2 separate regions of the Mus musculus genome follow, and region 2 is linked to region 1. Evidence: chromatin loops called from intact Hi-C (ENCODE). Cell type or tissue: heart. All regions are shown on one strand. Each heading gives the region's core, and the rest is flanking DNA. Links, peaks and the distances in the headings are about the cores only.

Region 1 (8,081 bases), core at 1,596-6,595:
ATAATGCAGACCCAAAGGAATCTCTTGTCCTCTTCTGACCTCCACAGGCACCTGACATGTGATGCACAGACATAGATACAGGCACAACACCCATACACAAAAAATCTCTCCAGCCCCTATAATGATATATTTGATATAAAGAAGTTCTTAACTTGAACACCGTCCATTTTTTCCTATTAATTTATGGCTAATACTCCATAAGGGCAGCTATTTTCTTTTTGACAATACAAAACAAAATAAAACAAAAAACCAAAATAAAAACCAAGCAAACTTGAAAAATGACTGTTCTTCAAAAAGAATTGCTTTAAAAAGATCACCTATTTTTAGTGATGGCTTACAATAAGGCTGGAAACAACAAGACCCATACATTCACTAACATGAAGATTAAAAGCCAGGCACGGTGGCATATATTTTAATCCCAGAACTCAGGAAGCAGAGGCAAACGAAGGCCAGCCTAGTCGCATAGCAAGTTTGCTGTCAGCCAAGACTACACAGTGAAACGATTCCTCTCAAACTAAACAAAGACATAAAGTTTAAAAATTCACTGAGAGGCAGGAACAAGTAGGTGCACAAGTTGTAAGTAACAAGGACACAGTCAAGGCCTAAAGGAAGCTCCTGAAACGGACCTTAAAGCTTAGCTGAATGTTCCCTCCTCTCAACAGCTACACCAGGAGCCAGAACAGAACAGAAACAAAGGGCAGAAGCAAGCCTTGAAAGTCCTCCCTTTTTCCGTCAATGCTGGGTCAAGGGTCCAGCACACAGTAGGCCAGTGCTTCGCTATCTAGTCCCTGTATGGTTTTTTTTTAAATTTATTTATTATTATACATAAGTACACTGTAGCTGTCTTCAGACACTCCAGAAGAGGGTGTCAGGTCTCATTAGATGGTTGTGAGTCACCATGTAGTTGCTGGGATTTGAACTCAGGACCTTCAGAAGAGCAGTCAGTGCTCTTAACCCCTGAGCCATCTCACCAGCCCCGTCCCTGCATGTTTTAAAGGGCCATCCCTCATGCTGTTAGCTTTTGATCAACGTCAGACTGGTAGGAAAAATTGAAAGCTGTATTTACCTTTTTTTTTCCTTTTTTGGAGACATGGTCTATGTAATTTTGAATTTAAAGAGATACACATGGGGTGGGGGTGGGGGAGACTGGAGAAATGGTTCAGTGGTTAAGAGCACTGACTACTCTTCCAGAGGTCCTGAGTTCAATCCCCAGCAACCACATGGTGGCTCACAACCATCTGCAATGAGATCTGACGCCCTTTTCTGGTGTGTCTCTCTGAAGAGATCAACAGTGTACTCGCATAAATAAATCTTAAAAAAAAAAAAAAAAAAAAAGACACACAACTCTGTCTCCCAAATGTTGGAATTAGGATTAAAGATGTGTACCACTACACCCAACCTTGTGTTTACCTTTTTTTTTTTTTTTTTTTTTTTTTTTTGGTTTTTCCGAGAGAGGGTTTCTCTGTGTAGCCCTGGCTGTCCTGGAACTCTGTAGACCAGGCTGGCCTTGAACTCAGAAATCCACCTGCCTCGGCTGAGTGCTGAGATTAAAAGCGTGTGCCACCACATCCAGCCGTGTTTACTTTTAAAATGTACTTTCCTATAAATAAGGACAATGTGACTTACTGCACTCCAAACAATGAAATCAGACCATGGAGACCTTTTGGATGGAACTCGGAATAAAATCACCAAGTGTAAGACTTCGTTTCCTTCCTAATTTTGCCACTCATTTGAGTCATACCTCCCTTTGCTTAGGAGAATATTCAATAATATTAAGTTAAACAATAAACCAGCAGCCAGGAGTGCTAGAGTATGCCTTTAATCACAGGAAAGAGTTCTGTTCTGAATGGGAAGAACTCTTTACTGGAAAGGCAGAGGCAAGTGGATATCTTTGAGTTTGAGGTCAGCCTGGCCTACATTGTGAGTTCCAGGACAGCCAGAGCTATGTGAGATTGTCTTTTATTTAAAAAGAAAGAAAGAAAGAAAGAAAGAAAGAGAGAGAGAGAGAGAGAGAGAGAGAGAGAGAGAGAGAGAGAGAGAGAAAGAAAGAAAGAAAGAAAGAAAGAAAGAAAGAAAGAAAGAAAGAGAGAAAGAAAGAGAGAAAGAAAGAAAGAAAGAAAGAAAGAAAGAAAGAAAGAGAGAGAGAGAGAGAGAGAGAGAGAAAGAAAGAAAGAAAGAAAGAAAGAAAGAAAGAAGAGAGAGAGAGAGAAAGAGAGAAAGAAAGAGAGAAAGAAAGAAAGAAAGAAAGAAAGAAGAGAGAGAGAGAGAGAGAGAGAGAGAGAGAAAGAAAGAAAGAAAGAAAGAAAGAGGAAAAGAAAAAGGAAAGAAAAGAAAAAAAAACACCAAAAAACCAAACCAAACCAAACCAAAACAAAAAACAAAAAGCAAAAGCAACTAGCAATCACTCACTGTCAATCATCTCTCAACCATAACAATGTTCCCACAGGATAAACCGACACAACAGCAATGGATAACTACTTTTGGTGCAAACAACCGTGCAAATGAATTCACAGCACTTTGGGAGGTAGTATATAATCCTCAAAAGATGGACCAAGGCTCAAGTTCTCAAAAAAAAAATGGTAAAATTTCATACACTGCAGCTTTGACTTTCGCTTGCTCAAATAAGTTTTATGCTTTCTAATAGGAAAATCTGTCAACCAAAAGTTTTCCTGAATATCTTACAGCAGTGGCTCTCAACGTTCCTAATGCTGCATGGACCCTTTATTATGGTTCCTCATATTATGGTGACCCCCAACCATAAAATTATTTTCGCTGCTATTTCACAAATATAAGTTTGCTACTGTTATGAATCACAAAGTATCTGTTTTCCTATGGTCTTAGGTGACCCTTGTGGAAGGTCTTAGAACATCCAACAACCATTACTTCTACTTCACGCCATCTTTAAAAACCAAACCAAACCAAACCAAACCAAACCCTGTTATTATAGTCATTTGACAACTGGAATCCAAAGGTGACATAGTCAGTCTGTGATCACTGGGAAACAGGTGCACTCTACCCCCTTCTATGTTCTCTGGCAGCTATTTCTTTCCCTCTGTCGTTCTTTAGCCAAGCAAACAGATGCCACATCAGTAGGATGAACCACTTTTATCAGAAAAGACATTTCAAATAAAAGAGCCCCCTATAGAATTCAAGAAATAACAACTGTCCGAAGTTATTCCCTGCTGGATAAACAACTTTCTTTATCTCGATTTCTTTACTGAAAAAATTTTTTTTCTTTCTTGCTGTCTCCCAAGATTGTTAGTTATTTCACCCCCAACCAAAGAACAATTCCTTTCGTTCTTCCTATTCAGAACAGAAACTCCTCAAACAAGCCGTCTCTTCAACATCCTGGTTTCCTCATGACAGCCGCTTTCGGTTCTCCCCCACCCCCACCCCCTCCACAGTCCTTAGAGGAGCTCGAAGCCTCGGCCACTGTCCCCTCCAGCTCCCGCCAGCCCCCGCGCTCACCCCCACCGTCCTTCCCTAACCGCTGCCTAGGCCCTCCGGCGCCCCAGCATCAGCAGCTTTTGCTCACCTCGGCTCCTGACAGGAAAGGGTGCGAGGGCCCAGTGATCGTCAGGTAATTGTCATTTCCTCCGGGAAACTGTAAACCAAAAGAAAGCCGCGGTGGGTGAGTGAGCGGAGCAGTGGCGTGCTGAGACCCCAGCCCTCCCGAGCCCCCCTGGCTCCTCGCTGCCCTGCATTCCCGCTTCCGCTTCCCCTAGTCGGCCGCGAACCCTCATCAGCCCTCAAAGACTCGGCACCCACCTCCATCTTCACAGCACCACTACCAGCGACTCAGCGTCTCCGCGTCCGCATCGCTCCCACCGCCCCCACTAGGTTCCGAGCGCGTCACTTCCTCAAGGAGAAAGCGTCGCTCTCCGATGATTGGACCGAGTCAGGGACGCAACCAGTCTCGATCCCAGCTGCCCGAAGGGTCGCTGTCGCCCCCTGGAGCTTGGTGGGATAATGGCATGTAGAAGAGCACTGGGTGGCCCTAGAGGCGGCGTCCGGTACAGCCGATCCAGCGAAGATTTCTGGGGGAGAGCAATAGAGACGCAGCTTGAGCTAGAAGGGCTGGAGCGGAGGCAAATAAGGAGACCCGTAGATTGAGTGGCTAGAGAGGTCGGAGGTAAGTGGCTGTAGAAATCGGGAGGACCCGGAACACAGACGCCTCGGGACCATGACTTACGCTTATCTCTTCAAGTACATCATCATCGGAGACACAGGTAACCCGCCGACGGACCGCCTTCGGAGTTGGGGCGGGGATCCTACCTCCAAAATCGGCTTGGGGGCGGGGCGGGGTGAGCGGAGTTGCGCGGAGGGGGCGGGGCGAGCCCCGGGGGCGGGGCTCTGCCCCTGCCTTAGACCCTGTTCCCTGTCTGGGAGCCAGCGGCTTCCCGGGTGACGTGCGTCTAGTGAACACCGTTCTTTCGCAGGTGTGGGGAAGTCATGTCTCCTCCTTCAGTTTACCGACAAGCGGTTCCAGCCCGTGCACGACCTCACAATAGGTAAGCTATCCCCTCGTTCCAGAACAGCTAAAAGCTAGCTGCCAGAACTGCTAAAGGAGAAAGTTACAGTCTCAGTATTCTAAATAAAAAGTTACTTCTCGGCCGGGCGTGGTAGCTCGCGCCTTTAATCCCAGCACTCGGGAGGCAGGTGGATTTCAGAGTTCGAGGCCAGCCTGGTCTACAAAGTGAGTTCCAGGACATCCAGGGCTACACAGAGAAACCCTGTCTTGAAAAACCAAAAAAAGTTACTTCTCGCTACCTTGGTCTGAAATCATGGTATATGAAAAATGATAAAAGCTGGTAAGTGGAGGATAAATGATTGAAAGGTAACTTTAGAGATGGATGTAAGATACTAGTTGCCGTAGGATTTTTTTTTCTTCCAATGCAACTTGTATGTTTATGGAAAAATCCCACGGAAACATGACTGCTTATTAAACATCTCATCTGTATTTTGTTATTAACTACCAGCTTCACATGTTTTTCAACATAAACACCAACATAGGATTCTTTTAAGTCTGGAGAGGTAAAAGCCAATGTACGGACATTGCAGTTCTTCCTGCACAGACACCTCCTCTAATCTCTTCACCTTCTCTTCTTTTAGGAGCAAATAGCCTCAGATTCATTATATAACCCACACTGGACACAAACTCCCAGAGATCCTCCTGCATTAGACTCTCCCCCCCCCACCCCCTCGGGACAGGGTTTCTCTCTGTGTGGCCCTGGCTGTCCTGGAACTCACTCTGTAGGACAGGCTGGCTTCAAAAATCAGAAATCCGCCTGCCTCTGCCTCCCAAGTGCTGGGATTAAAGGCGTGCGCCACCACTCCCAGCCTCACGGACTTTCGTAATAAGTTTGTTTTTGCGCCGAGACTGGCTTTAAGCTTCCTGGGTAACCTGACCATGATTTTGACTTGATCGTCCTAAATGCTGGGATTAGATATGCACCACTATACTCAGCCTGTTTTTTAGTTTCTTACTCATTGAAATTACATTCTTATTGTTCTGAGAGAAAAAAAAAGTTGACAGTGATTTTTTTTTTCCAAAAAAATATCTTTTTGATTTTTGTTGAGGTAATAGGTATTCAGAACAGGTATTTCATATAGCACCTTAAAGTAAAAATATTTATATAGAGTATGAATTCCTCATGCTATGTACAAAATACTATTTTGAAAATAGAAAAGGGGATGAATTGTCTGCTTATGATGCAGTGGGGTTTTTGTTTTTTTGAAATATTGTCCTTGAAAGAGATGAATTTTGCCTAGAAATAGAAAAGTGTCAAAAGCTCTATCAGTTCGTCAGTTTCCATACTGCTTTAAGAGAGGCTATTACCAATGTACTCTGGAAATTATTGGTGATTGAAGGTATTTTGTCCTTGAAGACCTGTTCCTTAGGCAGCTTCTTTAATTGCCAATGAAAACAGTTTTAGAATTGCAGTTTAAGAAGTGCTGCTTCATACACAGAACTAGTCAGTACTCTGAGACACTGTCGCGAAATGCTATCAATGGGCTGGAGAGCTGACTCAGCAGTTAAGAGCACCGACTGCTCTCCCAAGAACAAGGGTTCAATTCCCAGCACCCATCATCCTCTGTCACTCAAGTTCCAGGGGATCCTTTGGGTTCTTCTGGCCTCCACAGGTACCAGCCACATACGTCACACATACTTAACATGCAGGCAAAACACTTAACTTTCAAATAGTTCAGAAGTTCTTTGAGCCTGACAGTGGTGGCGCACGCCTTTAATCCCAGCACTCGGGAGGCAGAGGCAGGTGGATTTCTGAGTTCAAGGCCAGCCAGGTCTACAGAGTGAGTTCCAGGACAGCCAGGGCTAAACAGAGAAACCCTGTCTTGAAAAACCAAAACCAACCAACCAAACCAGCAAACAAAGAAGTTCTTTGAAAACAATTGTAGAATTAAATATTACCTAGTCAGATTTCAGTGTAAGCTAACATTCCTAAGCATTTATTCATCTCTTTTAGTTTTATTTGTCCCAGAATTGTTATGTTCATTTTCTAGAAATTTTTTTCTATGAATTGTAGCTTTGTAGTTTATTTTATGAAAAACTTTCCTGTAGTGGCTTTTTTTTTTTTTTTTGAGACAAGAGTTTTTCTGTATAGCCCTGGCTGTCCTAGAACTTGCTTTGTAGCGGGTACACATTCTTCAGATGTTATTTGCAAATCATTACAGTAACTGCAGTGCCACTTTTCTTAAGGCTAATTCTTAAGAAGATCTAGATAGAGTCTCTGTCATTATAAGGCCTTAAAACAAATCAACTGGTTATATAATAAATCAAACTTAGTTTATTACTAGAATTTATAAAACCAGATCTAGGGAAAGAACTAACTCTGGTAACACATACGTGGGTTTTTCCCCCTCAGATCTTAAAAAAAATTTTTTTGTATATATGTGTGTTTGTATTTGCACATGTGTGTACAGGTGCCTATAAGGGCTAGAGATCATTGACCCCTCTGCAGCAGGAGTTACAGGTAGTTGTGAGCCACTGGACAAGGGTGTTGGGAACCAAACTCTGTTCTGCTCCAAGACCAAGTGCTCTCAACCACTGACCATATCTCCAGCCCCCAGCCCCCTATGGTCTTAATATAGCAAGTGTCATCCAGACTGTAAAATCAAAACAGTGAGACTACTTGTATTTATTTTATCTGAATGAGCTTTGTTCCCTTTTCTACATCTGAGTTATTCTTAAGTCATTATCACTTAGAATCCACTTGTTTCTTTTTGGTGAAAGGGATTAAACCTAGTGAGTTATGTTCTAAGTAGTTACACTATCGCTGAGTTATACCTGTAGCTGTAGGGTAATCTCAGGCCAACCCTGAACTTGCTCTGTAAGTCATGATGACCTTGAACTTCTTATCCTAGGGCTCCTACTGCCTTTACCTCATGAGGCCTGGGATTAGATCACTGCCATGCTCAGTTAAGGGGTTCTGGGGCATGCATGTGGATGTGCACGTGCATGAGTGTGCAGATGCCCATAGGGCCCAGAACAGGGTATTGGAGTCCTTGAAGTTGGGGTTACAGGCAGTTATGAACTATCAGATGAGGGTGTTGATACCCAATTCCAGTCCAAGAAGCACATACATGCTTTGCTTTAGTGCTGAGCCATCTCTCTAGTCCTGTGTCCAGTTTTATGTGGATCTGGGGATTGACTCCAGAGCTTCTAGGCAAGTCCTGTATCAAGTGAGCTACATGTCCAGTCAGTGGGTTTTTAATTCTAGAAAAGAAACTAAAAGGAACACAAATTCAATTGGAGCAATAACCACTGTCGGGCTGAATGTCAGTGAGTGATGACAAAGGACTCATCATTATAACACTGGGGAAAAGTATGTGGCTCTAGATGGACATGTATGTGTTCATTACAGTCATGTTCGTTCTCTTGTCTTTCACTGACAGGTGTGGAGTTTGGAGCACGTATGGTCAACATCGATGGAAAACAAATCAAACTGCAAATCTGGGATACGGTAAGAGAGGGCAAAACAATTTAGTACCAGACTGAGGCCCAGTTATAACAGTAAAAGCTAATGCAGCCTTGTGGAATGCTAGACACCTGTAGTTTTAAA
Region 2 (5,000 bases), core at 1-5,000, 160 kb after region 1:
TTCCTGGCCAGGCAGGGGTGGCACATGACTTTAATCCCATGACTCAGAAGGCAGAGGCTGGGGGATCTCTGAGTTTGAGGTCCTGGTGGTCTACAGAGTGAGTTCCAGATAGCCAGGGCTACAGGGAGAAATTCACTTCTTCTCTTCCCCCTCCCCTTTCTTGAGAGGACTGTGTCTCACTGTGTCACCCTGGGATTCTCCTTGTAGACCAGGCTGGCCTCCAACAGAGGCCCACCTGAGTGTGCCTCTTGAGTGCTGGGATAAACTGCAGACACCGTAACCGTAACACCTAACTCACCTACTTCTTTATATGCAGGGGTTTTTTGTTATGGGGGTGTTTTGTTTAGTTTTGGGGACAGGGTTTCTCTGTGTAGCTCTGGCTGTCCTGGAACTCACTCTGTATATACAGGCTTCATACTCACAGATCTGCCTGCTGGAATTAAAGGCATGCGCAATCACCAACCACCACTGCTCTCCTAATTTTCTAGGTACGCATAGTGTAAAAAGTAACTTTTATTTGCCTGATGTAATTGTCACCGTGGAGGTTTACTGCCTCAGTCTACTAACCTAGGCCTAGTGCCGAAAGCTTCCAGCCTCCGTACAATCTAATCTAGGTCTAGAATGTTTTCAGCTTCTGAGACTTGCTGCTGAATAAACTCACCCTTTCTTCTTTCTGATCTCTGGCTAGCTAGTCTACTCAGCTGTTCTGACTCAAACTCCTCTCCATGATAACCGATTCAATCTGGCTTCTCCCAGGTTCTCCTGAATTGCTCAAACTATCTGTCAATCTATTCTGATCTTCTTGCTCTTCACCCTGTCTCGTTCTGTCTTCATCTGTGTCTAGTCTAGCTTGTTCTCTTTGCACCCTGCCCCTGTAAAAGGACCTCTCCCTCTCCCTGTCGCCCCTCTCCCATTCCCTCCTATCCCCCCCCCCCCCAATCTGCACTGCCCCTTAAGAAGCTTCGCTTTCCTTTCCTCTCCTTCCAAGAGTTGGGCAGATCCTATTTTGTCAAATGTTTCTCTGATTCGTTACTTTGTCTGCCACTCAATTAGACATCACTTTTAAACCTGGACGCTTCCTTGTACAAAGTAACTTTACCTTCATTTTGGGGGATTAAAGGTGTGTACTAAGGGCAGGTCTGTATTTAAGACACAAGGAAATCTTTTTTTCCTCAGAAGTGAAGAAAGGTGGAGCTAGAAGCCTTGCCTTTTCTGTTCAGTATGGTTTGAAGCACAAAATGTTAGCTCTCACCGAAGCTCTGCAGCCTTCTGAGTGCACTCCTCTGAGCTTCTCTGTTCAGGCTTTTCAACTTTGGATGTTTTCTCAGGAGATCTGGGGATCTCTTCCACATGTGTAGAATCAGTCGTCATGGTGTGAGTACTGTTAGGCATACAAAGACCAATGAATTTAGCCCAAATCAGGAACTGGTGGATAAAAACTATCTTGTTCTAACTGAGGAAGAGTAAGCACAAATGGGAAAAGCAGAAACTTCCTAAAGGACTTTTATTTATCATTCAAAGGATGGAGACATGCTTGTTTCACGAATATAAATATGAATACAAATGTAAGATTTGACAGGAACTTACAGAGATCCACCTGTCTGTGCTGGGACTAAGGGAATGCCCTTCCCCTTGGCTCTTGTTTTGTATTTTTAAACAAGGACTTTGCAATTTTGACTTAGAGCTGCCTTTCATCTTCTCTGATTATTACAGAAATCAGCAACACCCACTGGTCCTTAAGTGATATATTCCCAACAAAAGCTTTGTGGGTAACAACATGGGACCCGCCCGAGGTACTCACAGTTGGCTGGGCTCCCTGGTTATTTCGATTCTGGTGTTCTTGTCCGCCACATAGTCTTTAAATGCGGGAGGGGCTGTATGGCTGCGCCTGTCATTTGGCCCTGAAAAGTTTAGGCAGGAAAAAAAAAAAAGGGAAATGTAGCCATGGTATCTTTCAGAACACCTCATGCTGAAACCAGGACACCAAGTGCTGGTCACAGAGAGCCTTGCGACTTGGAGGAAATCCTTATGTGACAATTAGCCACTGAGGCACTTCCTTATTTTTACATAAAATCACAACTGCAAATATCTTCAGCCCAAAATACTGACTCGGTGAGTGGTACAAATGGGAAGAAAAAAGAGGCACGCTGGTCCAAGCCAGGGCCTGTGTGTTTGCCTAACCTGGTACAGCCATGCTCAAAGGTATTCCTTTATTTCATTTTGGTCGGCTGGTTGCCTGGATTTTTTTTTTTCCCCCGAGACAGGGTTTCTCTGTGTAGCTGTGGCTGTCCTGGAACTCGATATCTAGACCACAGAAGGATTCACAGAAACCCTCCAGCATCTGCCTCTGGAGTGCTGGGATTAAAGAATAAACCACCATAGCCGGGAATCCGGATTTGTTTAATGTTCACTTTTTTTTTAATTATTAACATATAACATGGCGGGTTCTGCAGTTGTACACATGGACCACCGCTTTGTGCATCCTCCTCTGCCTCGCCCATGCCGTTCCCTGATGGTTCCCTTCTTTCCCGCAGACAATTTTCCCTTTTGAGCCCTTATCGCTGTTACCCGCTTTTTACTCCCTCTCCCCTCCGGGTCTGGGTTTTTTTTTTTTTTTTTGGTTATTATTATTATTATTATTTGTTTGTTTGTTTGTTTATTTCTGTTTACTTTCGTGGTCTGGTGGTCTCAGAGATTTACCTACCGTCTCAAACATATTAAGCAAGCCCTCTGACACTGAGCTGCCTACTCGCAGTGAATTCAGAAATTTGGACCCGACTTCCGCACACGAGAGTTGGGGGATGGGGAAGGATTTTAGGAAAGTGGAAAGGTGAGAAAACAAAGGGTAACTGTGACTGGCGCTTCAGTCCCCTCCCCACCCCCGGGAGAGGGCGTGATTCCAGCTTCACTCCGCTTGGGTTTCTGCTGTAGAGACACACCAGCTATGTGGGGCAGTCTGCGTCCCGCGTGGACTCGAGGCTGTGCACTGCCTACCGCGGTCGAGGGACACAGGCGCTGCACATGCGCTTTCCTCCCGGGAACTGGTGCGCGCGGGGGCGCCGAGGGGCTCGGGGACGCTGAGACCCACGGCCGCCTGCGCCTCTCTGGCTCCTGGAGCACAGCAAGTGTCCGTAGGTCCGGTTGGGTAGTTGTGGATCGCTGCACGTTCGTCCTTCGCCTGTAGCAAAACAAGCCACATGGGGTTTCCACACACACCAACTCATGCCTAAGGCTTGATTCTAGTTGGGCAAGCCTCAGAGCTAGCCCCCAGCGTTGATGTCTTAGCTAGGCTTACTGTCGCTATGTATTTGACTTATATTTTCACATTGTAGTCCAACATTGAAGGAAGCCAGGACAAAAACTCAAACAGGGTGGTAACCTGGAGACTGGAACAGCCACACAGGCCGTAGAAGGATACTTACTGCTTAAGGCTTGTTCAGCCTGCTTGTTCAGTCAGTACAGGACTAGCACCACCCGCAATGGGCTGGGCCCTCTCCCGTCAATCACTAAGAAATGCCTTCTAGCTGGATCTTTTTGTTTGTTTGTCTTTTTATTTTATTGCTGCTGTTTTCGTTTTGTTTTGCAAGTCAGGATTTCTGTGTAGCCCAGACTACTCTCACCCCCCACGTCCTAGAATTCCCAGGCTTGCTCCAGCTACCACCAGCGTTTTTTCTCCCACGGCTACACATCACCCAAATGAATGGTCTGCCCTGAGCTCTCTCACCAAGTCCATTCTACTTTTTCTCTTTGTTCTGGGCTCTTCCAGATGCCTCTAAGTATGTTCTCTCTCTTATCTCTTATTCACAATACACCGCCTTGCCCGGCCCCTCCCCCACAAACGGAGTGACCATTTCAGCGGATTTGTCTCTTCTTTTTTTTTTTTTTTTTTTTTTTTTTTTTTTTTTTTTTTTTTTTGTTGTTGTTGTTGTTGCTTTGAGCCAGGGTTTCTCTGTGTAGCCCTGGCTATCCCGGAACTCTTTCTGTAGACCAGGCTGGCCTCCAGCTCTCCCTGTATCCGTCAGTCCCTATCTGTTACAGTGTCCCTCTGGCTGGCATACCTGCCCCTTACCCTTAATTCTCCAGTCCAGGGTCTGGGCTGCCCTTCCCCTAGCTGCTCTTCCGGATATAATCCAGCGATTTTGGCTACACCAGTCCTTTTAAAAACCTCTTTGTTCTCTTGGCCAGGTTCTAGTCCCAGGCCCCAGCTCTTTTCTTGCTCCCCCTGTCCCTCTCTCCTCAAATGGCCCAGCCTAGTCTGGCCATGTTCTCTCTTAGAGCCTTGGAGACTGCCGTTCCTCTTCTCTCACACTTGTCTACAGTAAACCCTCTCCACTGCTAGGAACAGTCATGTCCTTCTTTTCATTCTTTTTTATTCAGTGCTGAATTAAGATTAATGCCCTAAACTAAGATTAATCTCTGAGTTAGGCTTGGTGATACAGGCCTTTACTCCCAGCAGTGGATTTAACTGTGGCCAAGTCCTGTAGTTATTTAGGGAATATTACCATGTGAGGAAAAGCAAGCCCACTGGAGTGTGATGTCTGCTTGTAATCACAACCTTAGGGACGAGATACTTCAAGTTTCAGCCCAGCCAGGTTACATAATATAACCCTGTCTCAAAAAAAAAAAAACAAAAAACAAAAAACCAACCAACCTACCAACCAAACACACGCACACACACACACACACACACAAAGGGGCTGGGTACCTGGGTGGGGTGGGGCGGGTTGGACACCAGAGAGAAGGCTCTGTAGTTATGAGCCCTGGCTGCTCTTCCAGAGGACCCAGGTTTAATTCCCAGCACCCACACAGCAGCTTACAACTGTCTATAAATAACTCCAGTTACAGGGGATCTGACACTTCCACATCAAAGCATATAAAAGGGGGAGGGGAGGCTGGTTATCCTGGAACACTCTTTTGTAATCAGTGCTCAGGAGCCAGAGCCAAGTGGAACTCTGTGTTCAAGGCCAGCATGGTCTACATAGAGCAGCAGTTCTCAACCC

What was found. Peaks named below come from ENCODE experiments on the same cell type or tissue, not always from the same donor. Only the 100,000 strongest peaks of a DNase experiment are listed, where the experiment ranks them.
Region 2: it touches region 1 in a loop (2.0-fold over the local background); 1 of 42 quality-filtered maps calls a loop at or near these places.

Annotation. Positions count from the first base shown.
Region 1 is chr14:52,275,344-52,283,424 of GRCm38, reverse strand. It overlaps Rab2b (RAB2B, member RAS oncogene family), which reads left to right and starts at 4,030. Exons shown (of 8, transcript NM_172601.3): 1 at 4,030-4,229; 2 at 4,440-4,511; 3 at 7,915-7,982. The coding sequence starts at 4,184. It overlaps Tox4 (TOX high mobility group box family member 4), which reads right to left and starts at 4,279. Exons shown (of 10, transcript NM_023434.3): 1 at 4,193-4,279; 2 at 3,769-4,037; 3 at 3,536-3,604. The coding sequence starts at 3,774. Gm23758 (a small nucleolar RNA gene) reads right to left here and starts at 6,894; the gene lies at 6,805-6,894. In heart, for the core only: a CTCF peak has its summit at 3,973 (motif pointing left); a DNase peak (open chromatin) is centred at 3,934; H3K4me3 peaks cover 2,489 bases; H3K27ac peaks cover 1,650 bases.
Region 2 is chr14:52,117,374-52,122,373 of GRCm38, reverse strand. It overlaps Rpgrip1 (retinitis pigmentosa GTPase regulator interacting protein 1), which reads right to left. Exons shown (of 25, transcript NM_023879.3): 4 at 2,940-3,178; 5 at 1,802-1,901; 6 at 1,253-1,381. Among named protein-coding and RNA genes, the nearest start is that of Rpgrip1, 9.0 kb to the right of the region's middle. In heart, for the core only: a CTCF peak has its summit at 2,938; no DNase peak of the experiment used is centred there; H3K4me3 peaks cover 1,616 bases; H3K27ac peaks cover 1,781 bases; H3K27me3 peaks cover 1,384 bases.